Regions from separate parts of the Mus musculus genome. Here regions 2, 3 and 4 are each linked to region 1. The links are chromatin loops, found by intact Hi-C in ENCODE. Cell type or tissue: gastrocnemius. All regions are shown on one strand.

Region 1 (8,000 bases):
TGGACCTTCCACTGTGAGCTGTGACCCTCTGGCTTTCTGGAAGCGTGCTTCTGAGAACATGCATCACCTCTCAGCATTGTGGGCTTGGAGGCCAGTGGCGGGCTTCCTGCTTTCCATACACGGCTGACTACTGGGTACGGAATCCAAGCTCTCGACCCTTTTGTGTCCACCTCGGGTGTGACTTTAACCTATAAAGCATATCATGCCTTACTTTACTAGTGTAGAACTGTCTCTCATCTGCAGAGATGCGCTGTCTTTTGTGTTACACTTTAAAATGGTCTGGGAGCTTTGTTTCTATGGAGACTGGTAAGATATTAAACACTACAACTGTAAATTCTATTGGTAATAAAAAATGAATGATGTAACAGGGCACTTGAGAACTCGGTATTATTATAACATTAACCATCCCATCCACCATCTTTCTGTCATCACTGTGAAGCCAGCCTATAGCTGCCATTTGCATGGCAAGCCTAAATTCACATCTGGCTCCCAGGTACCCTCACAGTATGTGAAATTATATTCTCTATTCTCTAGTCACTAGTATCAAATGTATATATTTATGTCCCAATCCAAACAGAAAACTTATTATTGGCTAGGGCACAACCCTACTTTAGGAAGCAGTTTATGTTTATGGTAGAAAGTTTTGTTTAAGTCAGAAAGAGATATGGCCTTAATTTAAGCCTCACAAATAACTTAGAATAATTTTAGATAGCATTTCTGAGAAACTATGTTATACTAACTATATATGATGAGGACATATTTAATTATCCAGCAATATTTAAAGAAGGGTCAGAAAGTATAAAAATCAATGCTCTTGCTATGCTGGCTATAGCTCAGGGGCAGCACCACAGAGGTAGAAAAAGCATTGCTCCTTCACTTTGACATCATTCCTGAGCATGAAAGCGTTTCTAACAGTGGCTCTTCTCTTAGTATCTTAGGACTCTTTTTTTTAGCCTTTACTACTGTTACCCAGTCTCTCTCAGGTCAGACCCCTGCCAACATTCCTGATCACAGTGATGGCAGCCTCTGGCTGAGCTCTGTGCCTTCACACTGTCAATTCTAATTTCTTGGTTTATCGCTCTATCCTTTAAGTTTAAATTTTTTATCTACGTGTATGAGTGTGTGTGTGTGTTCGTGCATTCCACATGGATCATGACACCTGCAGGGCACAGAAGAAGGCATCAGATTCCCAGAAGCTGGAGTTAGAGGTGCTTGTGAGCTGCCTGACATGGCTGCTATTAGCAAAACTGCTATAGTAGCAAGTGCTTTAACTGCTGAGCCATTTCTCCAGCACCTAACCCTGCCTGCCTCTCCTTTCCTCCCCCCCTTCCCTCCCCTCCCTCCTCTTTCTTAACCTGGTAGGTTCCTACTCTCTCTTCTAGACTGAATTTGTAATGTTACTTTCCCTGAGGCATCTCTGGAGGCTCCTGGGGCAGAGTTAAATGTCAGTATCCATTCTAGGACAGACCAAAGACTGTGCTGCAGGCCTGCTGGGGTCACGTGTTTTCAATCTCTGTTCTCTCAGTACTGGGAGCACAGCTCCTGCAACACTGAGAATGGTGCCTGATTGGATGCTACCTCAATAATGTGTCTTCCCAATTAAGCACTAGCGACTGTAATGCTCTACAGCCATGAAGTAAGCACAACGCTGAGGCTCATGCTGACAGGTTTAGGTCTGTGTCACAGCTTTATTTAGATAGGTATCTAGATGTCCCATAACTGCTTAGAAATAACTATTGAAGTACCTTTCTGCAGTCCCTTAGTGGTATCAACATGTCTACATTTTATGTTTCTCTAGAGAGAACACTTTGGAAAGCAATCTATAAGGCAGAAACAACTTACTTTATTTCGATCTTGTACAACCAGTACTTTCCTGGTGCTAACATCAAATACAGCACCTTTTGAGGAGGGGGAGATAATCACAAAATATTAATTCATTTTCCTTCAATTCCTCCATAATAACTGGTGGTCACCCATTAAAATCCTTTATTTGAAGGCCTGGTTTAGATACCTCAGTCATGAAGACTATAAAACACCTCTCCAGCAAGGAGGTCATTACTCAATTGACTAGTATTCACTCATTCTCATTCTCATTCTCTCTCTCTCTCTCTCTCTCTCTCTCTCTCTCTTTCTCTCTCTCTCTCTCTCTCTCTCTCTCCCATCCCTCCCTCCCTTCTTCCCCCTCTCTTTTACTCCTATTCACCCACCTCCCTCCCTCCCTTCCTTTCTTCCAAAAGTTTGGAATGTGTGTGTTAAATTTGTACAATAATCACTGGCATGACTGTCTATGTCTTCATGACCCAAATGAAGATCTTTTTTTATCCTTTAGTAACATTTTCTTTGGTGGTTACACAAGTGAGAGTGCAAGCTGCAGCCCATCTGGCTCTCTAAATAACTGTCTACTGAGAACTTAGAACTCTCTCTTTCTCACAGGTTGAGAAGCTAAGAAGTCCAGGGTCAAAGTGCCAACATACAGGTGTCTTGGAAGAGCTACTTCTCACAGAGAGCATTCCCACAGGGGCCTAAGGCTGGGCCTCTTAGGCCACTGTTGTTAAGGGCTCCAATGTCTTATTAAAGCTTCGCCCATAGGACCAAGCCACTTGTGCAGGCCTCATCTATTATTGCCATCACCCCAGGGATTAGGATTCTAATATGATTCAAGCATTCACACTGCAGTGCTTAAAGCACTGAGGACACACTGGCCTTTCTGCTCTAATTCTTACTTTTTGAAGCACAGCACAGATTTCAGATCTCTGCCTCCTGGCTGTTCAGATCCCAACTATCTCAATATCCATAACGACCTGCCTGAAGCCAGTTACATTTCCTTACTGTGTGTGCATCTGTCCTAGAGCACACACACACATTTGGAAGGCTTTATTTTCATGCCTAAAGCTCCAGCCCAGCACTTCCATTTACTCATCCATCATATACACTGCTCCGTGCACTTTGGACTCTGCCAGATGCTAGGACCAAAACCACTGTCCTTCCTCTTTCCTCTTTTTACTGTTTAGATTTTCCCCCTTTATCTTACTATGGGTGGCTTGCCTACAGAATGTCTGTACTGTGTGCATGCCCTGCCTCTGGCCAGAGGGGGTAGCAGGTCAGCTGGGACTGGAGTACAGATGGTTCTGAGTCATGTGGATGCCAAGAATCAAACTCTGGTCCTCTGGAGGAGCATCGGGTGCTTGTAACTGCGGAGTCATCTTTCCAGCCCCCTATTTTTAGTAGTTTTGTTTGGGCAAATCCTGGGTCAAAACCATAAATAACACTTTAGTGATTTGTACTAGAACCCTTGAAATGGGCTAACTTCAACATATCCTTATGGGATATAGGCATTTTTTATATATTTATCTGCTCTTTTAATATTCCTTTCTGAGTCTTTCTATGTAACATACAGAAGTCCTTTCCATATTAGCTGAGCTCCTATTATGTATACGGTATTTTACCAGGTGCTGGAAATACAGTGGAAAACACAACACAACTTTTCACTGTGTCCAATGGAGAGGAGACAAATGAAAGCTAAGTTATTCAGAGCAGAAAGTGGAAAAAGCAACCACAAACAAGCATACATAGGTGAACCATGTGAAAAGAGAGCTTGTTTGTAACTGAGGGGCTGGACAGATGCTCAGAGGTTAAGAACCTATACTCTCCTGGCAGGGGACCCAAGCTCAGTTCCCACACTCACTTCAGATGGCTTATAACTCCTTGGAACTCCAGCTCCAGGATCTGAGGCTCTTTCCTAGTCTCTATGGGTACTTGCACCCCTTCCCTCACACACACACACACACACACACACACACACACACACACACACACACTCTCACACTCATACATAAAATACATTTTTAAAATTCAAACATTAAAAAGTAGCTAAAATGAAACACTGCACTTGGTACTCTTCGAGGCTAGAAAGGAGAGCAGTAAGGATCTTAACTCTCGTGAGGAAAGGATCGTAAGATGCAAATCTAACTGGACATCCAAGGGACAGGATGCCAAGGAACCTAAGTCTAGAACTGAGGACTTGTGATTATCCCACGGCTCTTTACAGTATTCACTGACAGCACCAACTCAGAGAGAAAAGATAGTAAGCACAATCCGAGCGACCCCTGCTGGCCACAGTATAAAGCTAAACTAAGACAAGACTGGAATTAAACAGTTCCGAAAGCATATTAGGCACTGTGTGTCTCCTGTGCAATAGCTCAGGTGACGGAGTCCACACAGCCATCAGCGGGAGAGCTGGGCTTTATTCCAAATGGGCACTCCCATAAACAGCACTGCTCCATCAAGACATAGCAACTCCCTCCTGCTCGATGATATCATCACCCATCCATCCATCAGTCCACCCTCCTTACACCCGTTAGTCCATCTATCCATGGCACGCTCGGGCCCTACTTCGTACTTGCTCTGTCTTTATCCCAAGTAAACATGGTGAACAACACACAGAATGGCTGGCTTCATGAACTGTGCATACTGCTGGGGAGACTAAGTACATGTATAACTAGCTTGCATTGGGTACTATTAAAAAATCTGGATAAAGAAACATAGACTGGTGGAATTGACATGGGGGAGGTCCCTATGTTATACAGTAGGTTTGGGAAGTTTTCTGAAGTCAGTAAAATGCTTCCCAGACAAGCGTGGGGAACTGGGTTCAGATCCCTAGCATCCATATAAAAACTCAGGTACAGTGAGGTGCATAGGTGCATCTGTAGATAGATGCAGTGTTAGGAGGTGGAAGATCCCTGGGGCTTGCTATCTAGCAAGGTGGATGGTACCTGAGGAATGACACTCAGTGCCGTCCTCTGGTATCCACCTTACACACACAGACACAAAATAGTTTTGCATGACTTTCTAATGATACAACAGGCCATCACCAAATTATTGGGTAGAATCTTTTGAGGTAGAGCCCATAGAAAGTTTCTGAATGTCTATTTGCTGCAGGGCAGGAAGGCTACAGATAGATATTAGTGGACACCCCCAACCAGCTTCTTTAGACACTGTAGGTATGCAGACTATACATGTAAAGCCATGTATACATTATACGGAAACAAAAATGCAAATTACTAAGGTAATAATTAATCTGCAATCTTCTTTTATTTATTTAAGGATTCTTTACTATTTTAGTTTTTTACCCACCTTAGGAACTCAAGGACTTCCTGGGAACAGCAGTAGCAACAGCTGGCAGAGAAATTTGTAATCAGAATTGTGGGTACAGAAGTAGCCATTCATTTTAGAAAACACTCTAGGCGATTTCGATGCCCTCTGCAATGAGGTTTTCCTGTTTCTGAAGCTGACTGTTCAAGGCTCTAACCTAGCTCCATTGTTCTATCTTAAGCTGCTACCACTTGACCCATTAACCATGTAAAGTCTTAGGAAGTAATAATCAAATAAGCATATGGTTAGTTTGCCTTGCTTCAAGTTCAACCTAAAAGTTTTCCTATACAATGTTATAATTTAGCGCATATTTAGGCAGAAACAGTCATGAACTTCATCAGAATCAAAATGGGGTTCCTTGTGTCAAAAAGGAAATAAAGCTGGGAGGTTATGAAGGGCAAGTCCTTAACATGAACGCCTGACAGCAACTATCACAAACGATGGCTGGGACCACAGCTGGCCACAGCCAGAGCATGGAGTACCCCATGAGGACACGCCCACCCTTTGACCAATGCCACCATGCTCCTTAATGGCTGTGTCCGCAGATTACTCTTTGAAGTACCTGAATGAATACTCACAGTTTTACCTTTTCAAATCTAGTCTTGCCTTCTTGAACATGCTCTAGGTTTGCTAGCGCACACGTGTCTGACTGCAATATACTCAAATCACCATAACCTCTCCCCACTAAAAAAGTTACTTTCTGGAGAATTTCATGTTTCCTTGTACTGACATATGCTTTAAGGAGTATAATTTATTTCCTTCTCCCAATTCAGTGTCACTACTGAGAATAGAAGCTCAAATATCTGTGTGAAGCATGTTAAATGTAGCCTTTGGGAAGGCTGCTTTTCCACTTGTTTTCTATGCTAGCCTGTAATTCACGGGGCAGACACCCTTTCTTTTTTGAAAAGCACGACACCACCGTTGCACAGTCACACAGCACTCACTGACCAGCATTCACTGACAGACTAGCAGCCCAGCTTCAAGGAGACATGGTAAACTTGTGAAAAGGCAGTTCCTGAGTCCAAAACTGACCTGCAACTCCAACTTGGTGTGTAGCATATCCCGGGAGTCTGCTGGGTCCTTCTCCCAGCCACAGAGTCAGTGTTGAGGAATGGGGTTTTGCGTGGTGGAAGCAAAAGCCCAGGGAAGCAGCAGGGGCAATGAAGTGGCTCTGCAGGATGGGGATGTGTAGCCAGGCAGCTATCCGTCCTTCTGAGCGCCACTGCTGAATGGCAGCTAGAACGCAGAGGGAGGAAGATACACCCTGTAAAGGTTTTCTGTGAAATGCATGGTCCCGACCTCTCTGCATTGCTATAGCCCAGTTGTTTATGTGATTCTCCACCCACCACAGCACTGGTGTTTATAAGCAAACCACCCAAATGCAGGCCCAGCACATAGCAGGTGTTCAGGCACTGTAGAACGGACAAAAGAAGCGGAATCACATGCAGTTCTGGCGCTTCCTTCTTCTTTCCAGAGCTGCATATGCTATAGGGTACTCTACCATGGAGCCAAATCCCCAGCCCACTCTATTTCTCTTAATGCCATTGACTTTAATCTTCACAAATGATGATGAAAGGTGTATTTACTCCTATGGAAAAGTTCTGATGTTATTCTTGGTTTATAAGAATAGAAATTAAAAAAAAAAAGTCAGAACTATCCTGACGTATTACTAGCCTGAAGAGAGGAATATTTTTTGTGATATTTGCATTAACATGTCTATATCTTATATTGTACCTTTTATAATACATTATATATTAAGTAGTCTATCATTAAAATTCCTTCAATGAAAGTGGATTCCTCAATAGCAGTAGCATCCCTTATGCATCCTACAAGCTAATCAGCCAACTTCTACTCTACACATTTGTTTACATTATTAAAAGCAATTTTCCTTTTTTTCCCTCTAGTAATGTGGCTTTCCCTCCTTTCCCTGTGTTCATAGCTTGTATGAGCTCCTAGAAGCTCAACCTCTTCAACAGTTTTTCCTAACTACTGCTCATGCGCTACTATTATGTGAGCTTAAGGCCATATGATGTCTGTGTGATTTATTAGAACATACCATGTTCTAATACTAGACAGCATCTACTAACTAGTTTTCTAATGCTAGTTAAGATGTCATGGATTTGCAATTCTAGAAGCAGGGGTATTTCACTGCCAGGGCAAACTCTATGTGATTCCAGGCAAGGTAATTACCTCTGTAATCCTGGAAGCGAGGCAGGGGTGGGTCATGAGTTTGTAGTCAGCTTGAGCTATCTATAACATTTACCTATCTCAAAATCCCTCTGCCAAGGAAGTATTCTATGTAGGGCTAAGTATACTATAATCCTACTATCTGAGTTATGTAAAAGCAGTGGTAAATAGTGACCTTCATATGCAATATGCTTTAACAGCCTTTACTAACTCATTACAGACAACATCTAATCTCCTTAAAGAGACATCGAATCAGGCTTTCTCCTCAGATAAGCTCCTGTTTACAGGAACTGCCAACTAGTTTGGTTTAATTCCATCACAACAGAACTATTGGAAGCTCAAGAACAGTGTGAAGAAAGCAAAGACCAGAGCCAGAGGGAGGTACCCGTTGTCTCTGGGCCTTGGCACCATCATCCTTCAACTGGGCAGAGCATGTACTTCCAGGTTATGGAGATGAGATACATTCCTAGTTGTTAGATTCTTAAAACAATGTCTAATACTTGATAATGACAGTGAAATGTTTTATTAAAGGGGTCTCATTCAGCGTGTCTTTGATCACACTTATCCAGTATTCAGAGCTGGCTAGCATTAGAAGTCTTTTTAGTGGTCATTTGATTAATGAATACCTGGAAAAGTTCGTAACACAATCTTGAACTCGAACC
Region 2 (8,000 bases), 73 kb before region 1:
TTCCCCAAGTCCCTGAATAAAGTGTTTAAACAACAACAACAATAAAAAAAAAAAGAATGTTTGAGGCCAGCCTGGGGTACATGTGACCTTGTCTCAAGAAGAAAACAAACCAAAATAAATAAATATGATTCTGCTAAGATATGTGTGAAAAAGCAAAGGCCATTTGGCAAATTATGTACCCGAAGTACATAAACATTGAGAAAAAGAAATATCAAGAAGGGGAAATGAGTTGTACACATACCAATTTGATGAAATTTAACACTTAACAAAAAGCCCTGCTCTGTTTTTTTCATTGTATGGTACTGGAATACATTTTCACACAAATATGCATGTGTTTGAGCAGATCCTCCGTGCTCCACTACGTGAGTCCCCCTTCTTGGGGGATTGTTGGCCACTGGCCCATGAAGGCTGGGAGAGGAGAAGAGGCAAGCAGAGTTTGGACTGTGTGAGTATGATGGAAGGCTTTCCAGAGACAGCTTCAGTGAGACAGCTGTACTTTACTGTTCCAGGGATAGAGTATATAAGGGCTCTTAGGGGTACTGGTAGAAAGGGCTAATTGATAATGAACAGTACTTCATTATCATGTGGGTTAGGAAGGGTTGATTGGTCATAACACAGCGCCTAATTATAATTTGGGTGGGAAGCTAGTGTGGGACTTGTGTGCATCCTCCAAACAAGGTCAGGTATCTATAATCTCAGAGATGTTTTCTAACCAAGCCAGGTAGAGAAAAGGAAGCCCCACTGAGATAGGGAGTCCTCCATTTTGTGCAGAGCTCTGTGAGCTCTCTGGACAGGAAGGACTTGTGCCTTAATAACAGGTTCTCCAATAGTCACCCTGGCTTTTTCTCCGACTCTGTGGTCCCCTCTCTTCCCCTAAACAATGCCATTTTTACTTTCATGTAATATGTACATATACAATTTTATGTATTTGTATAAAATCTAGAGACCAGAAATGAGAGACAACATGAGTTATTTATCTTTCTGAGACTGATGTACTTCACTTATTAATAACTCCAATTGTATCCATTTTCAGGTAAACAATATAACTTAAAATTTGATCCTTAAAATAGTAGTTCTACAAATTATATAGCAAGCAAGGAAAGAATAAGACTAAGTAATAGAATACCAAAATATTTTTATAAAAATAATCTTAGCTATGGTTGCATCAGTGCACAAACCAAACAAGAATAATTGGTATCTTAGGCTAGTGGACTGTGAGGGAGGTATTTATTGTATTCATTACTTTGCTGATGTGAAATTGCTTAAGCAATAAATGAAATCAAACACTTAAGAAATAGGAAATTAATGGGTGGAGGCAGAAACAGCTATTAGAGAATGCTTGAGGAATTTTGCTGTAGAAGGAAGCAGAGAATTGGGTAGTGTCTGAATAGGGGGCAGGTTCTCAGAGGGGAAGGCTGTTTTGAGATACGAAGCATGGATACATACCTGAATGCTGATGAGAATGATCTGCTAGGAGAGGAACCTGGTGTTACAGCAAGCCAAGCTTCAGGAGCCAAGGGCTCCAGGGAGGGGGAGGCGCAAAGCCACACGGGCTTGCAACTGCAGGGTTGGCTTCTGGATACTGAAGGGATGCAAGTTGGTTGTGTACATGACAGCAGAAAGCTGAGGAAATTCTGCTCTGGTTGGTTCTGTTTTCTCGGGGTCATAAGCAAAACGGGGCTTGTCTTGGGGTTGTAGCTGTTGGAAGAGAGTCACAGCTAAGGTAGAGTGAAAGGGTTCCAGAGAAGACTGAGCACCTACTGACCCTGGGCAGGGGCAGGTGGGAGACAAGCTGTGTCAACTATGCCCTCCCTTCTCTTTTCCTTCCTTTCCTCCTTCCTTCCTTCCTTCCTTTCCTCCTTCCTTCCTTCCTTCCTTCCTTCCTTCCTTCCTTCCTTCCTTCCTTCCTTTTTTTCCTTCCTTTCTTTTTCCTTTCTTCCTTCCCCTTCCTTCTCCTCTTTTTCATTTCCTTTCTTTTTTCTTGTTTTTTTTTGAGATGGGGTTTTACTATAGAGCCACTGCTGGTCTGGAAGTTGCGATATACATCAGGATATCCTTGAACTCACAGACCCCTGCCTGCTTCTACCTCAAGAGTATTCAAGGAATCTGCCTGTCTTCTTTACGTGGCTCTTAAGGAAACAGGGTTGAATTCAGTCTCATAACATTTCCTGATTTCCAAAATGAGTTGACTGATTTTGTCGTTGCCCTTTCCTTCAATGTGGGAACAGCAAGGCTGAGAAGACGCTTGTAGGGGCTTCCTGAGGTATCGGTTTATATTTGTGTTTTGAGGTTGTTATCAGTGAGTAAGACCATTCTCTAGAAGTATCAGAATTGGTGGTCCTGAACACTAATAGTTCTACCCATGATATCCTCAGCAACTGAAAAAATGTGTATAATTTATGGGAGTGAAATGGACTTTTCTTACTTGATGATTGAAGCAAAGACAAGACCACACAGGCTGCATGATCAAGTCAGACTCATACCTTTTGCAGTCTGCACACTGATGCCATTAATAATGCTTCATGCTGGTGAGGTGGGTATGAACATGTCTGGGGATCCATTTATTCTCAGAGGACCAGGAAATGGGAAATATATTAACAAGCAGCTGAGGTGAAAACAAAAATGTGGAGAACAAGACACTAAAACTTGAATGATCGAGAAAGAAAAAGTCAAGCAGATTTTATATTTTTTCCATCAAAACTGCATGGCATGTGTAGAATATGCTTAGCAAAAAAATGAACAATTAAAAGGTTAGGGTATTCAGCTGGAATTCATATCTATTCCCCCAAATATCCTTGTTGGGGTTTGTAGAATATTCTCCCCAGACTCAGAGTTTCTTGGGTCTCCGACTGGTGGTACTGTTCTGGACGCTTATGGAGACTTTAGGAAGTAGATCCTTGCAGGAGGAAGTGGGTAACTGGGGAGTTGACCTTGATGTTTTATAACCCGGCCTATACTCTTGTCTGCTCGCTACTTCTTGATTGCATAGGCAACGTGACCAGGTACCTCATTCTCCTGCCACCATGCCTTCCCTACTGTGATGGACTATATCCTGGCATTGTAAGCCAGAATCATTTCTTTGTCCCTTAAGTTGGTTACAACAATGAAAAAAATAACTAATACAGTTTTCACTTCTGTTCACTTCCTGTTCTTGTATATCCATCTCAGGTCCATCTCTGTACAGAAGTGCCAGTCTTTCCCTTCCTACTGCAAGTTAACACTGACTGATCTTAGCCTACAGTGATGCCCATCTGTTCAGTGGCTTGCTTCAGACAGCAATGCTTTGAGAACTGCCATTAGGCTCTCTCTGGGTAACACGGAACTGTTTCCTAGAACTAGCCAGACTTAAACTTAATTACAGAACAAAAATACAAAAAGGTACAAGATAAAAAAATTTTAATATCCATAGTAATTAAAAAGTCTCTATGAAACCAATAAAGAACTGCCAGTATTTGTGTGTAAAGATATTCAAATGTGGTTTCTAGGACAGCATCTAGTGGTGAAAGGAGACAGAAGAAGGAAGCTTCGCACTATATTTTTGAATAAGGCTTGAGGATATGGATTAATACTAATTTGGTCAAATGTCCAAAGTCTTAAAGCATCCATTTATTTAACCAAAAGTATTTATCTAGGGTTCCAGGGAAATGGCCCAGTGGGTGAAACTGCTTGGTGCACAAGCCTCGTGATCTGCAATTGAATGTCAGGGTCATGGAGAAAGCCAGACATAGCAGCAGGAATCTAGACTCTCAGTACGTATGTGGTGAAATTGGAGGTGGAGATAGAATCATCTAGAAAGTCATGGGCCAGCCAGCATGGAGGACATGCAGAACAACACAGCAGCAGAAACAAGAGACCCTATACGAACTGTGACAAGCAATACCCAGCTTGTGAAAAGCTGTTCTTAACCTCCACTCACGCACATGCTCACACTCACACACACAAAATAAGTAGACATATTTGATCATTCAAACAATAGGGTAGTTTTAATAATAAAACTATAGAAAACGGCATTTTTAAAAAGATTTATATTTAGTTTTAATTTTGTCTAAGTGTGTTTGGGGGGTGGTATGTACATGTGAGTGCAGGTGCCCACAGAGGCCAGCAGAGGGCGTCAGATCCCTGGAGTTACAAGTAGTTCATGCGTTGTCTGACATGGAAGCTGGGTCCTCTGGAAGTGGACCTGCTTTAACCACTAAACCATCTACCCAACCCAGAGTGCATTATCTTCACGATGTATTTATCAATGGAAAATAAGGCTACAAAATACTGTTCCATATGACTAAATCTTGTAGAAACAAAATAAAATCTCTATGTATATATTTTTTACTTGTCTATTCATCTATCTATGGCAGGTTTGCCAACAAAATGTATCATGACCATTTTTTGGCTAGAGGTATTTAGTTTATCCTCATGATCAACTCTTTTTATCGGCATAAGAAGCATAGACCTGGACATCAGAGAGCTTACAGTGAGAGGAGCTGGGAGCCATATTAATCACCCTCCCAGTTATCTTAGATTGGTCAACAGAAAGCAATGTTCCTCGGCATCAGTTCAATCCCCTGAAGAAATGCTGTTGCATAGCTATGAGTAAATATTGAACCACTGACTCCCAGTAAGATGATGTGAGGAACATTTTTGTCCCTTTTGCAGAATCATACTCACAATTATTGGCCTTTCGGCAAGTCATTACTCTTGTAAAGAGCTGCTAACCAGGATTCCAGGAGCATTGACACAAGAAATAACCTTTGAGTGAGTTTTCACCACAGAGTACAAATCTTAGAGCACCTCTTACATCCTTTATTACCTTGCCTGTCTGGATTAACAAAGGTAAAGATTTGGCTATGTATCTTGTATAATTAGGTCCTGTCCTTTTAGCTGGTGCATTATGCGCACTTTTAATTTTACTTTTAAAATTAAATTGTACATGTGCATGCATGCATGTGTGCATGCATGTTATGTGAGGGCACACATGTGTTGGGGAAGTTCAAGTCTTTCCCGTGAACATAGAGTTCACTAATATGGCTGATCAAGCTAGCCAGCCTGCTTCACAGATTTTCGTTTCTCCTTTTTCCAAGCACTGGAATTACAAGTGGACAGCCCAAACCACCTCACATTCATGTAGGTGACAGGAATTGAACTCTAGGCCTCACACTTTCACGTACATGGGAAGTGATTTATCAGCTAGTCATTTCTCTAGAACCTTACTTTAAACTTTTAAAAGTCTTCTGTCATGTATTTTTTAGTCAGTTCCTCCCACATCCTTCTTTAAAATAGGGAAATTCTGAGACTTTCAAATATTCTATAATAAATAAGGAAATTGGGAAATTAGTGCTTTTAGCATGCACATGTATTTATCAGATCTGGGTTTGAACAGTTGTCCTCCTGGCCACCTGTGTGTCCTGTGTGCTAATCTCTTGTGTACACTCCCATTGAACTTTTACTGTAATTTCATTAAGAAACCACTGGTTGAACCAGTAATTTTCCAGACAGCATATTGTTTTGGAGACTTTAGTAACATATTTTCCTACCTAAAAGGAATATTGTTTAAAAAAAGAAAGGAAGAAAGAAAGAAAGAAAGAAAGAAAGAAAGAAAGAAAGAAACAAAGAAAGAAAGAAAGAAACAAAGAAAATGAAATTTTCAAATCTAGACAAATCCCATTCCAATTAAAAAATTACCACTCATTTCTTCTGTTCCCTTGAGAGAAGACATCAACTCTAAGAACGCTGCGTGGAGCTGGGATGTTGGAGTCTCCTGAGGACTGCTGGCTGAGGTGACGAAATGACCTTTTCCATTCCGGTGGGGAGTGGGTGACTGTTGTAGGTCAGGATTGAGGTCACTGGCTGGAAAGTTACAAACAAAGTCATAGTTTTGGCTGAGGGAAAGTAAACTTGGACTATAGACAAAGCCAGTGCTTCCTCGGTGATGAAAGAAAAAGTTCCCATTTCTCTTCTGTCAATGCAAACCATGGGCATAATCAGCAGTCTATCCAGACAAACCTGGTCAGGGTTTGTCATGTTCCGGAGGCTGGTGTGCATCACTCACTGCCCGAGTGTGGTCAGCATGAAGCTACTGATGTCTGGGACATGTCTGGAAAAGCAGGGGTATTTCTTAGGAAACAGAGCGCTGAGCTACAGAGATGGAAGAAGCCCAGTGTGGTCCAGAACATTTGTCCAGAAAGGCTAAACCTAGGACATACTGACTGCAAATTCTACTTGAAGACCTTAAGAAGTGTTTATTTCCCTTCTTGCTGTGCAGGATCTATCTGTCTCTGAACAGGAACCTGCTGGTGCTTAGGAATTGTGTGCCTGCTCTTCGTCATGCATGGTGCCAGTGTGGCTCTCTAAACTGTCCATATTGGCTGGGAATGGTCCTCAGTTGATAGAGTGAACATTTAGCATCCCAGAGACCTTAAGTTCAGTCCCCAGCACTACCGCAACCTCAGAGTGGTGGTGTATGCCTATAATCTCAGCACTTGGAGCCGGGGGTGGGGTGGGGGTGGGACAGCAGAACCAAGAATGTAAGGTCATCTTGAGCAAGTTTATAGCCAACCTGGGATATGAGAGCTCTTGTCTGAAAACAACAGTAATGAAGCCTCTTTGTATTAGGACTTCGAGCTGGGCAGTGGTGGCACATGCTTTGAATCCCAGCACTTGGGAGATAGAAGCAGGCAGATTTCTAAGTTCAAGGCTAGCTGGGTCTACAGAGTGAGTTCCAGGACAGCCAGTGCTATACAGAGAAACCCTGTCTCTAAAAAACCAAAAGCAAACAAAAACAAACCAAACAAACAACCAAAAAGCCAAACAAAAAACAAAAACCATATTAGGACTTTGAGTAGTTACAGAGGTGTGGCATCTTGTTCTCTCATGACCAGGTGCCTGCCATGGTCACTGGCAGCTAGATTTCTTTTCCTTTTAATCATAGATGCGAGCCTTTCATATTTTCTATACTGCTAATTTTAGCTTAACCTCCTAATTTGCAGAACAGCTTTTCAACGTTGTTTGTCATCTGTCTACTATGAGCATTCTCAGCTTTCTAGCATGAACACTCAGGCAGGTGTCCTTCTTTATGGCATCTTTATGGAGTTGTGCTCATTGTTGGTGAGCCTGTGAATCAGCACAGACGTCTCAGAACTGGAATTGCCCATGACTCTGTCGAGCAAAGTTCAGAGAAGAATGGTTCACACACACACGTGGAGACAACCACTAAGAATATCGCTGCTGCACACACATTTGTAACCTGCACGGGCATCAGCACTGGAGCCTCAGTGTGTGGCCATACTGTGCTCTTGGTACCTGGCAGGTAAAACAAACAGAGCAGAGTCACAGAACCACCACAGAACGTCTGGAACACGGCTGGAGTGACAACAGCAGCTGGGAAGGGATGCCAGCCGCACTGTAGCATCTCTGTCTGAATGCACACAGTGCTGCTGCTTCCTGTGGGAGCAGGCATGGTGCACATACACGGAGAAAGGTGTGAAGTGAGCTTGGGCTCAGCCAGAGAAAAGAGACGGGCAAGGATGAGTCCAAGGGCATCCTCACTTTTTGGTTGCTTTAAAAAAAAATGTGTGTGTGTGTGTTTTAAGGAAAGTATTATATCTTAAGTATATAAGTACTTAAGTATTATATCTTAAAGTTTGGATTAAAAGACAAAATAAATCTAATTCAAGCTGTCAACAAATTATTTAAGAGGAACATGGCCTTAAACTTGTTTTTTAGATTGTCTCTTTAACACCAACTTTATGGGCTGCTGGAGAGAGCGCTTAGAGGTTAGGAGCACATACTTCTCTTGGCAGGGACTCAAGTTTGGTTCCAAGCACCCACATACCGGAGCTCACAACTGCCTGCCTGGAGACTAGGAATGCACATGTTGCATAGACAGACAGACAGACATTCAGGCAAAGCACACATATATACAAAATTAAAGTATATAATTTTTTTTTAAAGTACAGTACTAAATTTAAAAACAAAAAAATCCATGTTAGGATACAAGGTACACAAAA
Region 3 (8,000 bases), 89 kb before region 1:
GGAATTAGATGGAGTTTTATTTTTGTAGTATGTGTGCGCACACGTGTGGGTGTGCATGCATGTGTGTGCATGCACATGTACGTAGGTGCCTGATGAGGCCAGAAGAGGGGATTGGATCCCCTGGAGCTATAATTATAGGTAAGCCACCCAACAGTGTGTGCTGGAAACCCAGCTGTATAAGAACAGCAAGCACTTTTGAGTCATTTCTCCAGACTTAATAAATTTTAATAGTCATATCATAATGTGTAAATTACCAGCTATTGTCAAGAATAAAAGAGTTGATGTCTATCAATAACTGCCATTCTGTTTTTTATTTTACCCTATTTATAAGGTAGCCTGTTACTGTTTCGCAGATACTATAGGATATACACAACACCTGGATCAGAGGCAAGGAGCTTCTGCTTTTTGCCTCAGAATCTGCGTTCGAAGTGTTGTGTTGGTTTTGTCAGTTCCTTGGCTTCTCCCATAAAGGCAGCCCGAGGGCCAGTGGCAGGACCTTGAACATCGGTGTTCTCTTGTAGGAGAGGAACATGGAACTTTTGATACTTGTTGCTTAAGCAGAAAAAACTCACTTGTTTGACCAACAAAAGTGATCACATCCTTCCGTGTTGTTTAAGTCAAACCAGTCATGGTTATGAACTAGGTAAAGACTGGGCAAGGCATTATATTCTTTACATCTATAGTAAACATAGAGATGTTATCTCAGTTATTTTCTATTTGCTGAAATAAAATGCCTTGACCGAGGCCACTTACAAAAAGAAAGTGTTTAGTTTGGAGTTATGGTTTCAGAAGATTAGAGCCATGATGGCAGAGCAAAGACATGGTGGCAGGAACAGCAGTGGAGGTGTGGGTTGGAAATGGTGCAAGTCTTTTGAAACCTCAAAAGAACTCACCTGATTTGGTAGCACACCTCCAATAAGGCCATACCTTTTCGTCCTTCCAAAATAGATCCACTATGGCTGGCTTTATTCTTCAAGCACATCTGTGTCTGTGTTTATTTTTTACTTATTCACTTTACATCGTGCTTACTGACCCCCCTCCCAGTCACCCCTTCCACAGTTCTTCCATCATCCTTCCTTTCCTTCTCCTCTGAGTGGGTGGGTTCCCCCTGGGTATCGCCCCACCCTGGTACATTAAGCCTTTGTGAGGCTAGGCATATCCTCTCCCACTGAGGCCAAACTAGAAGAACATAACCCACATACAGGCAACAACTTTTGGGATTGCCCCTGCTCCAGTTGTTCAGGACCCACATGAATACCAAGCTGCATATCTGCTACTTATGTGGGAGGATGTGGGAATAGGCCCAGCCTATGTGTGTTATCGGTTGGTGGTTCAGTCTCTGAGAGCCCCAAGGATCCAGGTTAGTTGACCCTGTTGATCTTCCTGTTGAGTTCCTACCCCCTTCAGGGCCTGTGATCATTCCTCCTGTTCCATAAGAGTCCCCAAGCTCCATTGGTGCTGTGGGTATCTGCATCTGTCTGAGTCAGCTGCTGTGTGGAGCCTCTCAGGGGACAGCCATGCTAGACTATGTTTGCAAGCATTACAGAGTATCATTAATAATGTCAAGGCTTGGTGCCTATCAAGTTGGGCTCAAGTTGGGCTGGTTTTTGGTTGACAATTCCCTCAGTCTCTGTTCCATTCTTGGTCCCTGCATTTCTTATAGACGGGATAAATTTTGGGTTGAAAGTTTTATAGGTGGGTTTGTGTCCCTATTGCTCTATTTGGATTCTTGCCTCGCTACAGGAGGTGGCCTTTTCAGGTTTCATATTCCTAAAGTTATATGTCACAATTAAGCATACCCCCTCTTGATTGATTCTTGGTGCCTCCCTTAACCCAGGTCTCTGTCTCTTCTTGGAGGTGCCCCCTACCTTCTGACTCCCATCAATTATAGATTTTCCATTCATTCTCACAGCCATCTGGTCATTCTTCCCCATACCTGATCATGAACCCTGCCCCCATTTTCCTTTCCATCTCCTCTCCCATCCAGTTCTCTCCCTTCATCTGCCACTTAGGAATATTTTATTCCCCCTTTTAAGTAAGATTCAAGCATCCTCCCTTGTGCCTGCCTTGTTTAACTTATTTGGGCTTGTGGGGTGTTGCATGGGTAACCTGTATTTTATGGCTAATGTTCACTTACAAGTGAGCACATACCATGCAAGTCCTTTTGGGACTGAGTTGCCTCGATATTCTCAAGATCCATCCATTTGCCTGCAAAATTCATAATGTTTTTGTTTTTAATAGATGAATAGTATTCCCTTATATAGATGAACTACATTTTCTTTATCCATTCTTAAGTTTAGAGACATCTAGGTTGTATCCATTTCCTGGCTATTATGAATAAAGCTGCTATGGACATAGTTGAGCAGGTGTCCTTGTGAGATGGTGGAGCATCTTTTGGGTTCAAGCACATCATTAGAGGAATGTCTATTTATTTATTTATTTATTTATTTATTTATTTATTTATTTATTTATTTTGTCTTTTTCAGTCCCACAATATTTAAGGGATGGTTTTAGAGGAATGTCTGTTTGTTTGTTTGTTTGTTTGTTTGTTTATTTATTTATTTATTTATTTATTTTGTCTTTTTCAGTCCCACAATATTTAAGGGATGGTTTTCCAGGGCTTCTTAAATGTGTGTGTCTGTGTCAGTGTAGATATGTTTTGACCCCAAAGTGACATCACTAAACATACACCAAATTATCTGCTTGTATGAATTAATCTATTCAGCAGTTTGACTAGCATCCTTAGGAAGAGTTCTGTAATGTTACCACCACTCCTGCACCGTGACTCACCACCACCTGTTACTGTGGGGTCTTTTCCCACTTTATAGACAGTTTCAGTTTGGAAGATGAAAATCCTTGCAACCTTAAGATTTCATTACAGTTTCATAATGGCTGTTAATTCTCCCAAGCTTAAATGTGTAACTCATCTTGGTAGACTATATGAATTAAGAACTAAGCTTTCTCTAAGTGTTTATCCACAATGGTAAGTTTTCATTGCTCATTCAGATCATTCTTAGCAATGAGAAGGAAATGCTAGGGGCACGGAGAAAGAGCTCACATCCACATCTCTGTGCTTTCTAGCTAAGGATCCATAGTGTTTAGCTTTTTATTTTTATTTTTGGTTACCGCAATGCAGCATGTTAACTAAGAGTTTATTACAGTAGCTGAGACATGAAGGCAGCATCCTTTTCTGAGTGCATCTACCCATGTTGCATCTAGTCACTCTCCTAAAGCCTCACTTAGAACAACTGGTTGGTTCCATTAGTCAGTGCTTTGCTCTGAAAAAGCCTTGTGAGATCTTCTTTCCTTTGACCTATAGGTGGCGGAGTTCCTCTCCTGTGGTCCCCAAATTTCCATATCATGTTTAAAACCATCAAAATGAAGGAGATTGTTTTAGAGCAGGGTAGCGCCGGTCTGCAGTGAGGGTGTTTCCTGCACAGGGGCCTTGGTAGGCAGTTCTTTCTTTATTGCCTGCTCTGGAGGTCACTTGCTTTGCAAAATTTTGGCTTGGGAAAGTGATTCAAGTTCTCTTGATCAGTTACTGCAGGGTCTTTAAATGACAGCTGAATGGCATCACTCTTGCTATGATCTCTGGCTCTAATATTATGGATTTAGAGTTATAATGAAGCCAAGTTAAAAGGGAGAAAATGTAGCACTGTTTTTCTTAAAGCCAGACTTGAAAACGTGAGTGTACTTATGCTACTAAATTTAGAGGTTAGGGACTAAACTTGGGTTCTTTTCAGAAGTGCTCTTAACTATGAGCCATATCTGGATCTCCAGCAGGTATTTGATAATTGTACAATATTATGGCATGGGCTTTTGTGTTAAATGGTTTTGCCTAGCTGTAGGGTAATGCATGACTTCTAAGCATGGTTGGGCAGAGCTCATTTCTGATGGTTAGCAGGTCAGATGTTTAAATGCATACACAGCTTGTTCATTGTAACATAACCCATTATAAGTTAAGGTCATCCATACTCTGTAAAGAGCTAATAAATCTTACTCTGGCTGTCGCCCATATGTCATCCAAATGACAAGAATATTTTTCTAAGAGTCAAATGTCATCTCTGACTTCTACAAAATGTTCCTATTTACCAAAATGTGAGTTTATGCTTATTATATTGCAACATGTCCTTTAGACTATTTCAGGCTATGCTGGTGTTTGTTTGCCTCTTCTGAATTTTTTTCTTTTTCCACTTTTCTTGGTAATTGCATTAGAAAATTTTCTAATGTATTTATTTGGTGTTGTGAGAAAGGGTTTTTTTTTTGCATAATTTCACTATGAATTAAAGCAAACTGAGAAGTTCCTGGCCTATTGACAAAATTGAGCAGTGTGATTTGATGCCCAGAAATGGGTAGAGCTGTTTCCTGTGTTGACTGAGTAGGAGGTGGGAAAAGCTACTTCTCCAATGTTTCCACTTTGGAATAAATGTCAAATTAGAGCTAAGGCTAGGTCTAACAGTAGATTCCAGCCCTCGGTGCTCAGGCAGGAGGATCATGTGGGGCACACGGAAAGATCTTGTCTCCAAAAAGGAAAAAAAAAAATGTAGGTGTGACACATTTTCCCTTTATCTCTTAATCGAATAAGATAATCACAGGTTTTTCTAAAGAATAAGGATGTGGTGGGGCATCTATTAAACTTTAGATCTCCAGACCCAGAACCTGAGCCAACTTCTGAACTGGTGTCTCCTTTTGGTCCTGTGATCACACGGCAGGATTGTCAGGAGAGCTTTTACAGCTGCTCACATGCCAGAGTGTCACTTCTTATTCTGGGCTGGGAATGCACACTACTGACTTAAGGCTTTTGTTCTTCTTTGCTTTTAAGACAGGATCTTGGGTATCCCAGGCTTTTCAAGCTTGGGAGATGAAGATGACCTTAAACTAATCTTCATGTCTCTGCCTCCCAAGTGCTGGGACTGTAGATGTGCAGTACTGGAAATGGACACCGAGCTTCATACATGCTAGATAAGCACTCTACCAGCTGAACCACATCCTAAGTCCCACAGCAGTGTCCCCATCTCCATTCCTACCCCAGCTAATAGTAGTGTGTGACAAAACCAAAACAAGACACGAACATAGTGTTCAGAAGCACACTTAGAAAAAACTTCGCTGGCTCCTTAGGCTCTCTTTGAGCCACACTGGCTGCTTGAACACAGTGTGTGGAGTGCACTAGCCTCAGGGTGGGCAAAGACATCCAAGGAGTGGCCACTAATGTGAGCCACCTGCTAATAAATGGAGTTTCCAGAGACTGAAAAGGAAGACAGAAACATTCTAGGATCATATCATGGTGGTTGTTCAAAACTAGGTGTGTTTTAAAAAAAACATTGAAGTGTGCACTTAAAGTGGAGAACATTAGAGTGTATGTCATATATCTTAATAAGCACACTAAGACCATTTTTGTAACTTCACTTGAGAGCCAAGAGACTAGACTCCAGGTTTGCAGCAATCCTGGCGTGGAAGATATCAAGGAGAGCAAGACAAGCTCTAGGAGTTCCTGGTCTGGCTCCTGGTGTTGGGTACAAAGTGAACTCTGTCATTATTTTGCTCTACATATTTATGGTTTGTGCTTTGGAAAGTTAAGAAATGGTTAAAAAGAAATTCAACCTCCTCCTTCTGATAATGAAGGAAAGACTGACCTTATCCTAGAACAGCAAGTTTCCTGAGACATGAAGTCAACTTTTGATAGTAGATAACATGCGATACCAGAACGTCTGACAGAGAAGACTGCAGAATGTCTGTTCTTGAACTTGAATAAATAGCTTGATCTGTAAAATCAGTTCTGTTTTAGGACCTTATTGGTCAGGCAACATTTGAGACTTAATCTAGCCTGTTTTTAACCTGTGTGTACTTTAAAAATTATATAAATCGGTGTGCATGTGGTCAGGAGCAGAAATCCTATACCTTACTGCTGAAGAAATGTCTTCGCTTTCAGAGTATGCACTGTGCATGTCTCGTCTGAGTGCCCAGATCTTTGGTGAAGTGGCCAGGTCTACTGACTCAAAAGTCCATGAAAGTGGTGAGTCTGTTTAGTGAGCAGCCTTTGGCCAAGAAGAAAGAGACTTATGACTGGTATCCAAATCACGACAAGTATTTTGCGCTCATGGGCAACCTCTGTTTCCTTGGCCTTTACAAAGATGAGGATCAGGACTTTAAGGATGAGCAAAGATGTCTAAAGAAGCTCCGTGGGAAGGGGAAACTGAGAAAAGGAGAAGGGAAAAGAGCTACAAAAAAGAAATAGTATCAGCTCCTCAAGAAAGAAAATGCCTTCCTCAGTGACTAAGAAAGTGTATCTCATTATCTTTCTGAGTATTAGGGGAACATGACTTCCCTCAGTAGACACCAACCCTGTGTTCACGTTTTACTTCAGTTAAGCTGTGACTGGTTTCTTGAAGATAATATTCCAATCCTTCAAAATTATAACGACCTTGGTTTTGTAATCTGAAGCGTACCTAATTCTATAATGGAGTGAATAAACTATTGTTGACTGAAAAAAAATTATATAAATCCAAGCAAGAACAAATTAAAGCTCAGGGATCCATGGATTCCCACATCAGGAGTAGATGAGATATTTCTCATTGCTGTGACCATGCCTGACAAGCATTTTAAGGGAGGATTTAATTTGGTTCTGCCATGGTAGAGAAATAAAGTGGAATCCATCCTGGTGGTATGTAGCTGGAACTCCTTATGTCTCTCTAACCAAAAGAAGAAAAGAAAAAAACAGAGATCCTGGCTGGAAGCAGGGTGAAGCTATACCCCTGCAGGCTGGCTTCCCCACCAGCTCACTTCTTCCAGATATGTTCCATACCCTAAAGGGTCCACCATAGTGAGAATATTGGTTTGTTTTTTTTTTAAAAACCCAGTTATGTTATGTGAACATGTTTTTGTCTTAATCCCAGGTGTGGAAAGGACTTTGGGGCTGTCACAGATTGTCCACAGCAGCAGACTGTTTGCCTCAGGTGTGCTCTGGGAGGGATATGGATCTTTGCCAACCACAGTTTAATTCTGAGGACTCCTGAGGGTATAAATGGGAGAGCTCCAAGAGGTCTGGGGGCAGCTGCTTCTCCTGTTGCTGCCCCAACTGCTGCTGGTTCATCCTGCTGCTGGCTTATTTACTACTTACTGGTTTACTGGACTGCTGGATGTCCTGAGTACAAAGATTGGACTTGCCCAGAGGAAGTACACCCTACTCAACAGGAAGTAGCATATAGAGGTCCATGCCCCTTTTCCCTTTAATCTTCTGTCTCTCCTACCTGGTGTTGGAAAGGATTGGAGAGGAGAAGGGTGATAGATATAAGAACCCAAATAAAATAGCTAAAAACAAATTTAAAAACCAAATCAAACCAAAATAACCCTACAGTTCACAACTTCACACCACTACCAGAGACTAGGTGTTTAACAGGTAAGCTTTTGAAAGCATTTCACACCCATACATAACACTAGACCTCTTGCTCCAGAAACTCAGCAAACTTTGCTGTGATTTAGTAGTGCTTAACCACAAGTTAATTTCCCATAAGAGTGTTGCTTTATCTTCTTGCCAATATCGTTTCCTGCTTCCTGCCAACATACCAGCCCTGGAGTCTTCCATGCCCTTCTTTCTTCACTGATTGCTTTTCCAGGCTGTGTCACTCATTCTCTTTCCTTTCTTCATGCGCTTGCTTCATAGGTTCCTGACTTAATACCTTTTTTATTTCTCTAGCTCCACTCATATTTCTAAGCCCTCCAGTTTCCAGAAATGACTACAATATTATTAGGTTCTGGAAAATAGCTTTCTTCTACAGATGTGTGTGGAAGCAAGCAAAATAGTATGCTTCAACGTTGTTCAGCACTGACTCCTGCTTCCCTCTTCAGAGCTGAGTCTATTTATTATTGCTGCTGATTTCACAATCTATTCTAAATGCAACCCATTCCCTTTGAAATGTCTTTATGAATTTCCAGAACTCTTTACTCTGTTAACCACTTGTATACTGTACTTTTATATTGTTACATGTAAAGTTTTATGTATT
Region 4 (8,000 bases), 100 kb before region 1:
ACACACACACACACACACACACACACACACACACACAGAGCATAAGATACTGAGATTTCACTGTCCATGTCAGATGGAGTCTCTTTATAACAACAAATGCAAAGTGTATGGTACACACATTTATAATCTAATGTCCAGAAGGAAGATGCAGGAGGAGATTATTAGTCCAAAGCTAACCTAGGCTACATTGATAGGAAAAAAGATTGTTACATACCAGACTTTGCAAAGAATGACACGGAACTCATTTAAGTTGGCTGGTAGGTGACTCCAGCCAAAGATTTAGAGAGAGCTCACCTAGGTGGTATTTAGAATAGTTTCCTAAGTGATCCTAACCTCCTGGTATGTGTCCTTCAGTTTTGTTCTCATAGCACAATATAACAAGCTGTCTTGTGTCATGGAAGTCTATGATAAAAGCATTCATCTGTGAAGGCCTTACTGTGAGCGCCCATGACAGAATGCAAGAGTACAAGCCATTTTTGCCCTTCCAGGGGTCGATTCCCAGCACCTACATAGAAGCTCACAAACCTTCTATGATTCCAAAGCCCTCTGGCCTCTGTGGTCTCCAGGCACTCAAGTGGCCCAGAGACACAGATGCAAGCAAAACACCCATACATGTAATAATACATTTAAATTATATGTGTGTGTGAGGGGGGGGGGCTCACACACTATAGCATGCATGTGGAGATCAGAGGACAAGTTGTGAGAACCAGTTCTCACCTTCCACCATGTAGGACCAAAGTCAGGCTGTCAGACACAGTGACAAATGCTTTGATCTGAGTCATCACATAGGCCTTGAAGACTCTTTTAAAAAGACTCTTAACCTCATTAAGAAAGGAGGACCCTTAATGGCCTTACCTCTTAAAGAACTTACTACTGTGTTGCCTGACCCAGGGAGTGAAAGCCCAGCAGTAACTACCAGAAGATACTTAAAAACACTGTATGTCAGCTAGTTTTATTAATACTTTACATATTGAAGGAACAGATTTTTAAAAAGAACATGTTTATCAGGTGTTTTTTAAGTCATATAAAAGGAAATAATGGAAAAATACCATTTTCAGATTGTTTTTAAAAACAATTTCATCTGGATCTGGGGGCCAAGTTTATTCAACTGAAAAATAAAAGTCAAATGTCTTTGGAATCTATGACTTTAAAATACCATATGGAAATACTGTTTTGGGGCTCACAGTTCAAATAAATCATGCTTTTGTTTGTCTGTTTGTTTCTTACTACTACAGATTTAATGACATTGGTAGGGACATATAACTTCTGGCACAGATTAGACACCAAGGGACTAACCTAAACTAAACGTGGAAATGGATACACTCAGGTATTACATCATTGAACTGCTTAACAGGAAAGCTGTTAACAGGAGGTCCAAACCTCTTGGAAGGCACCAAGCAGCTAATAAAGGCTGGTCTTCTTCATCATCTTCAAGAATTCTTCCTCATTAATCTCTCCATCCCCGTCACGATCAGCTTCATCAAGCATTTCCTGTAAAAAAAAAAAAAGGTAACATGAAAGACGAAAATTATTAAAGATGTAAAGTGATAGAAACTCAACAGGAATTTTTGCTTTTAATGTGTAAGAACAACTATGTTATACAACCCATATAAAACTATACACACAGTATAACTATAAAATAAACAAGATTGACCTGTAATTCATCTTCGGTTAAGTTTTCCCCTAGCTCCTTGGCAACCCTCTTGATGTTATTTAGTGATATGCTTCCCGTAGCATCGTCATCAAATAATTTAAATGCCTTCAGTATTTCTTCTTTTTCATCTTTTTCACTCTTTAGAAAATGAAATGTCATTGGTTATTTGTTCTATCAAGCTGGACTTCGTAGGTCTACTAATTCTACAGCTGTATGCGCATATTTCTATCAGGAGGCTGAGTTCTTTAAACAATTATTTCAACATACTCACACCTGCCCTCAGGGTCTATCAGACAGCAAGCTCCAAGAGCTGGGAGTATTCTCAGGTACAGTGGCAAAGTAGGTGCTCTGTGATTGCCAGGTCCAGGGTTTCAGGGCTTGGGCTTCCTTCTGTCTTGTATCAGTACTTCCTGATTAAACTCTTCTTTATAGTCTTTACCATTCTGAAAATATCTGTCCTTGCTGTTGTATCCCCACTACAAACCCTTAATACCTAGTTCCAGAACTTTCCATGAGTTTCCATGAAATCTCTATGCTCCAGCCCTACCATGCACAAGGCCCTACTGGGGTTTCTTTGAAAAATAGACTATACCATTTTTACGCTCATGATGGCAAAAAAATCTTCAAAACAAATGGTGCCAGTCCCTTCCTTGTCGATTTCAGCGATCAGTTGTTTTACTTCTTCTTTCTTTGGCTCAAAGCCTAAGGCCCTCATTGCAATCTGCAATAGGAGGGGGGGGGACATATTTTAATAATGCCATGATCGCATTTTGAACTTTAAAATGACTAATTAATAGCATATAAAACTATACACACATTATAATAGTAAAATAAACAAGATTTACAGATAGAGGACGTAACTTTGATAATTCTGGGTTTTGACTTATTCATCAACCAAGGACACAACTAAAATGTTACAAGATATTGTCTTAGAAATAATTTCAGAACCTTCAGTTCTTTCAGATCTATGGTTCCAGATCCATCAATATCGAATAAGTCAAAGGCCTCTTTAATTTCTTGCTTCTGGGTGTCATTCAGTTCAACTTTTGCTGCTTTTTTCTTCCATTGGTCTAAAGTTATGCGCTGGCTGGATGCCTGCAATAAGCATACACATGGGTGAAAACTGTGTAGCTAGAATGACAATTCAGTTATCCCATTTTCTTTTATAGAATGAGCTTGTTTTCCCCCTTGTTAATACTTTAGGTTATTAACATCTTTTCCCCCATCTTTTGAAACAGGGCCTCCCTAGGGCACCCAGACTGCCCTGGAACTCTCAGTCCTGCCCGAGATTCCTAACCACAATTATTAATTTGATAGAAAATGTGGGCATTTTTTTTCTCTTAGATTTTCCCCCTCTTAAAACTAGAGCTTTTGAAGGGAGAAGCAGCTAAGTAAACTAGCATAAAACTGTGTGGTATATCAGAGTGCAGTTAGCTTATGAGAACAGTATTATTTTAAGAAATGTGCACTTCTCATACATGTATCACAGTACTTGCTTGATGTAGTGAGAATTTTATTTTCTTTGAAAAACACAGAAATGTTGTGGGAATACGTTTTCATTCTAATCCCAGGTGTGGGATATGGGGCTGCTTCAGACTGTCCACAGCAGCTGACTATGATTTGCCTCGTGCTCTAGCAGGGGTGTGATTTTGTCAGCTGCAGATAGTTTCTTCGAATGTGTGACTTTTGGAATTCTGGCAACTTTTCAGAAGGTATACACATGCTGAGGCCTCAAGAGGTGGGGTTGTTGTTGGTGGTGGTTGGTTGGTTGGGTTTGTTAAGTAGTCCTGTGCAAAGAAGTTAGATATCCTGGCAGCAAAGATCAAACTTGTCCCAAAGAACTCTACACCCCTAATCAGTAGGAAGTAGTTTAATGATAACGCCATTCCTTTCCCCTCTACTCTTTTTCTCTCTCTCCTATCTAGCATTAGAGGGTTTAAAGAGTAGGAAAGAGTGGAAGAGAAAAGAACCCACAAAGCAGCAAACAGCACAGGGGCATGCATACTAGAACACAATCATCCTGCACCACAAAAACACAAAAGTAAAAAACCCTGGTTATGGTGAACGTCTGCTCCACAGATACGCATGAGAATGTTTGACCAATTATGCGGATACACCCAACATGTGGAAGATGAAGGATCTGTCTGCTGTTTGCTTCTTTATGTCACCAAAGTAGGTCACAGAATCACTGTAGATTCTCCTCTCTGCAAGTGGAGTGGGGAAGCCCTGGAGGTGGCTGAGGATCTAAGTGGCCTATTGGCTGTGGTCACTTCGGATTCTTGGTTCTAGAGCTGCAGATTCTGATGAGTGGTCTTCTAGAGCCTAGGGCAGCCACCTGAGTCACCATTTTTTTTTTCAGCAAGAAGTCAGTGACCCTTTAAGTGGCCTGAGTTGATGAGCCTGAGTGGTCTTCTAGAGCCTAGGGCAGTCACCCGAGTCACCATTTTTTTCAGCAATAAGTCAGTGACCCTTTAGCTTTGAGTGGCCTGAGTGGTCTTCTAGAGCCTAGGGAAGTCACCTGAGTCATCATTTTTTTTTTTTTTTTTCAGCAAGAAGTCAGTGACCCTTTAGCTTTGAGTGGCCTGAGTTGATGAGCCCCTGGCCATCAGGATTGAGTCAGTGGGCCCCTTCCTCTCCGTGAAAGAATTGCTGGTCCCCTGATCATCAGTGGTTAGCTAGGTACCCCACTTCCAGTCAGCAGATGAGTTGGTGGCTCCCTGACCCTCAGTGGTTCCTGTTCCTTCAGCGGCTGAGTTGATGGCCCGCAGGATGTTGGTGGCCCGAGGTTGATGGCCTCTGCTATGCTCGCTTCCCTGTCTTGAAGTCTGTCTGCAGTGGTCTCCGTGCCCCAGGGTCGTATCTCTTTATCGCTGGGCCAACCCTCATAGACTGCAGGCGTTGGTGGATAAATGGAAAGGGAGACCCATCTCTGTTCTCCCTGGCTTAGCTACTAAAGATCCTGACACGGAAGGCAGTAAGCTGGGAAGAACACCAGGGTCCCACAGCACTCACCATATCCCCTCCCTGCGCCCCTGCCCGCGCCCGCGCAACAGCCGCTCTCCCCTCCGCGGCCCGCGTTTGCTCCCGACAGGCGGTTGCTATAGCAGCGCTCAGCGCGCAAGCCCGCCCACCAGCTTCCGTGATTGACGACCATTGCGCCCAATGGAAAGACAAGAGAGCTCTGACCGCGCTCAAGCAGGCGGGACTGGCTGGGTTCCGGCGCTGTGCAGATCCGCGCGTGGTGAGGAGGGTCGTGGACCCTAGGGGCAGGAAGCCAGGGAGGGTGGGGGCGAGTGCTCCGTCACGCGTGTCCCCAGACTCTTTACACACCGGGCCAACAGCCCTGCGGCCTTCCGGCCCAGAGCCGCCCGAGGGCGCGCGGCGGCATGGAGCCCGAGAGGTGGGTGGGTGGGGGCGTCCTTGCGGGGCGGGACGCCAGCCTGGGACCGAGGACGGCGTGGGCCTTCTCCTGGGCTGAAAACAGTGCAAAGCAATCTTTTCCTAGTGTGCTGAGTAAAACGTGGCGCATTCCCAAAGCCGCTGCCTCACGTCGCAGACACTCAGGTTGTAATCCTTAAATCTCCTTAGGTTCCTGGGGTAAGTTTGTCCTTATGGTAGAAGCCAGTTTTCCTGCCTTAAGTTTTCCCAATGGGAACTCAAAGGATGTAAAGTCATAATATTTTGTGAGTGAAGTAAAGTATTAAATCATTTACCTATAATCTATTGGTTTTTTTTCAAGGCACGTATCGCATCCGAAAAGTTACACTTGGACAGTTTTCAGAGTCATAATTAATACTAATTTTAAATAGATTTCTGAAACCCAGAAACGAATATTAGTCAGACAGATAGGCAGGCATTCCCGCGCTCATACACACAAACACACACACCGGGGTGGGGGGGGGGAGGAGAGGGGGGTGGAAGCTGCCTTTTAGACATTCCTGAATATCATTTGATCTGATGACTATCAAAAGGCTGCTAAACCTAAATAAATCTTACATCACCATGATTTAGGAATTTGGATGTTCTAGTGTTAGAGGTTATGGTTTATGATAGGTTAAAGATAGCTTAGGCAGTAGGTTCCTTGAAGAAGAACATTCCAGAAAGAGGGACACTTAGAAATACTGAGACAGGGAGCATGCTTTGCATAGTCTAAAAGCACAGAGAAGGCCTGAGCACAGCAGATGAGTCAGAAAGGAAGAAGTGTGGGTTTTCGTGCTGTGTGGGGACAAGGCCTTTATGTGAGTGAGTTAGGGAGACTTTGTAAGATTCTCAGTACAGAAGTGAAAGGATGTGACTCACTTTTATAGGAACTCCCTGTGCTAAACAGGAGTAAAGACTATTTTCTGAGAGGCTGCTAAGCAGTGGAGTGTTGTGGTTAGATTATAGTGTTAGGAGTAGACTGGAGAGGACACCAGACTTAGTTCTGAGGAGATGAAAATCCTAGTTATACCTATCAAAAAAACGCAGAGCTTTTAAACGTAACCCCTGAAAAGCAAATGAGATGTGATCTTATGAAAAGACAATTTCTGAAGTCAGTATGCCATTTACATAATCTGACTTTGCTCTCCCGTGGCAGATAGAAAGCTAAGGAAACAGTCTGACGAGCAACAGAACTGACCTGTTTGTGGAAGGCATTAGTGCCAGTCACAGCAGAACAAAAATCAGGTTGTGTTAGTGCCGTGCCAAGAACAGTTACCAGAGGTGCCTGGTCACTTTGGAAATTGCCCATCTTCCCATCCCTGTTACTGCCATTGCTGTTTCACATCCAACCTCTTAGAAAATAAGACATTTTGAGTTGTATTACTAATAGCCTATTGGAGTCTCTTCAGAATCATTTAGAAATCTTCCCAAGTTAGGGATGCTAAGATACTTCTTCAGTTTCTAGTCAAAATTGAAATAGAGTCTTCAAATGTTAAAAGATCTCTTGTGAGTATTAATTTTGATATCTGTTGTATAAGACTTTTCTTGCAGATTGTTGAAATCCATCCTTTTATCTGGGAAAACCTTTTTTAACATAATTCAATACAGACTGAGTTTGAAATACCTATGGGTTTTTCCAGTTGTTTTGGATTATTTCTCACTCACAGACTTGATTCTTACCATTTAAACATACTCTAGAAAGGAGACCAGAACTCTTAATGCCACCCCCCTACCCACCCACAACAAATGATAAACATCTTTAAGGACTTAGGAGGCAAAGGGTTTGAAAGAGTAAAATGAAGATTTCTAAGGAAGAGATGATAAGTTACTGTCACACTGAAAGTGAAACAAAACATAGTTGATACAGTAGATAGCATAAACTTGGCAGTAGTTATATGGAGTTTTACCCTTTTATTTAATAGGAGATTTTGTGTCTGTTATTCAGTAATCATGCTTTAGTTTCCACAAATAGGTTAATTATTTTAATGCCAACCTTACATTTTTATTGTGATTTCATTTGTAATATGTGTCAAGTCTGTTGTATAAGGTAAACTCGAAAGTTTTAGCAGTGAAAAACAGCCAGACTCTTCTTCATGTCCTTTTTCCTTATTAATTAATTAATTAATGTATTCACTTTACATCCCAATATCAGCCCCCATCTCCTCCCAATATCCCCTCACACAGATCCTCCCCATGCTCTGGTCCCCTTCTCTGAGGAGGGGGAGTCCCCTCCACTTGGTATCTTCGCCCTGCTCATCCAGTCACTGCTCCAGTGGTTGGGGGGCTGCATGCAGCCAGACTTTTAAACATGTCCTTTCAACATTTTGTTTTTATTAACTAGGTACTCATGAAGGGAGAGAGAGACTGCTGGCTCCAAAGAAATCAGCGTATAGCAAATTACAAATACAAATGTAAAGAAAGGAACATTTAAAACACAGATTTCTCGGCTTCAAACTTACCAGAAAGTTACGGTTTTTATAACTGCATGGTATTGGCACAAAATGCTTACTTCTTCCAATACAGTTGAATTCACAGCCCAGAGATAAACCCATGTATGTATAGCAAGTTGATTTTTGATAAAGGTACTAAGAACATGCAAGAAAAGGAATAGTTGATTCAACAGGTGGTATCAAACAGCTGGACACCCACATGTGAAAGGACCTCTGCCTTACACCATATGTGAAAATAAGTCCCAAGTCAATCATTAAATAATCTATAGAATTCTGAAGAAAATCCTAGGTTAAATCTGTATGATCCTGGATTTGGGAGTGGATTCTAAATGCACCACCAAGAGCATGAACAGTATTAACAAATAAATGTTAAGTTTTACCAAAAATTTACCATAGAACTAAACATTTTTATGAGTCAAAATGCATTATAAAAACAGAAAAGACTTTGTATAGAATTATAAATTGTACTTGCAAAT

What was found. A loop is a pair of places that touch in the nucleus more often than their neighbours do. Peaks named below come from ENCODE experiments on the same cell type or tissue, not always from the same donor. Only the 100,000 strongest peaks of a DNase experiment are listed, where the experiment ranks them.
Region 2: it touches region 1 in a loop (10-fold over the local background); 25 of 42 quality-filtered maps call a loop at or near these places.
Region 3: it touches region 1 in a loop (10-fold over the local background); 25 of 42 quality-filtered maps call a loop at or near these places.
Region 4: a loop joins it to region 1, with 6 times the contacts of the local background. A loop is called at or near these places in 17 of 42 quality-filtered maps.

The regions. Positions count from the first base shown.
Region 1 is chr3:37,410,518-37,418,517 of GRCm38, forward strand. It overlaps Nudt6 (nudix (nucleoside diphosphate linked moiety X)-type motif 6), which reads right to left. Exons shown (of 5, transcript NM_001291044.1): 2 at 6,184-6,387; 3 at 1,843-1,898. Among named protein-coding and RNA genes, the nearest start is that of Nudt6, 5.1 kb to the right of the region's middle. In gastrocnemius, a CTCF peak has its summit at 4,110 (motif pointing left); a DNase peak (open chromatin) is centred at 4,114; H3K4me3 peaks cover 367 bases; H3K27ac peaks cover 1,932 bases.
Region 2 is chr3:37,337,203-37,345,202 of GRCm38, forward strand. Fgf2os (a long non-coding RNA gene) reads right to left here. Exons shown (of 4, transcript XR_003954461.1): 2 at 5,677-5,841; 3 at 1,447-1,698. Among named protein-coding and RNA genes, the nearest start is that of Fgf2, 7.4 kb to the right of the region's middle. In gastrocnemius, a CTCF peak has its summit at 4,093 (motif pointing right); a DNase peak (open chromatin) is centred at 4,107; H3K27ac peaks cover 626 bases.
Region 3 is chr3:37,321,159-37,329,158 of GRCm38, forward strand. It overlaps Bbs12 (Bardet-Biedl syndrome 12 (human)), which reads left to right. Exons shown (of 2, transcript NM_001008502.2): 2 at 1-292. The coding sequence ends at 28. It also overlaps the pseudogene Gm12540. Among named protein-coding and RNA genes, the nearest start is that of Bbs12, 13 kb to the left of the region's middle. In gastrocnemius, a CTCF peak has its summit at 3,312; a DNase peak (open chromatin) is centred at 3,370; H3K27ac peaks cover 291 bases.
Region 4 is chr3:37,307,691-37,315,690 of GRCm38, forward strand. It overlaps Cetn4 (centrin 4), which reads right to left and starts at 4,756. Exons shown (of 5, transcript NM_145825.2): 1 at 4,667-4,756; 2 at 2,603-2,749; 3 at 2,247-2,375; 4 at 1,655-1,792; 5 at 937-1,491. The coding sequence starts at 4,669. The coding sequence ends at 1,402. It overlaps Bbs12 (Bardet-Biedl syndrome 12 (human)), which reads left to right and starts at 4,864. Exons shown (of 2, transcript NM_001008502.2): 1 at 4,864-4,895. In gastrocnemius, no CTCF peak of the experiment used is centred here; DNase peaks (open chromatin) are centred at 3,975 and 4,805; H3K4me3 peaks cover 1,789 bases; H3K27ac peaks cover 2,117 bases.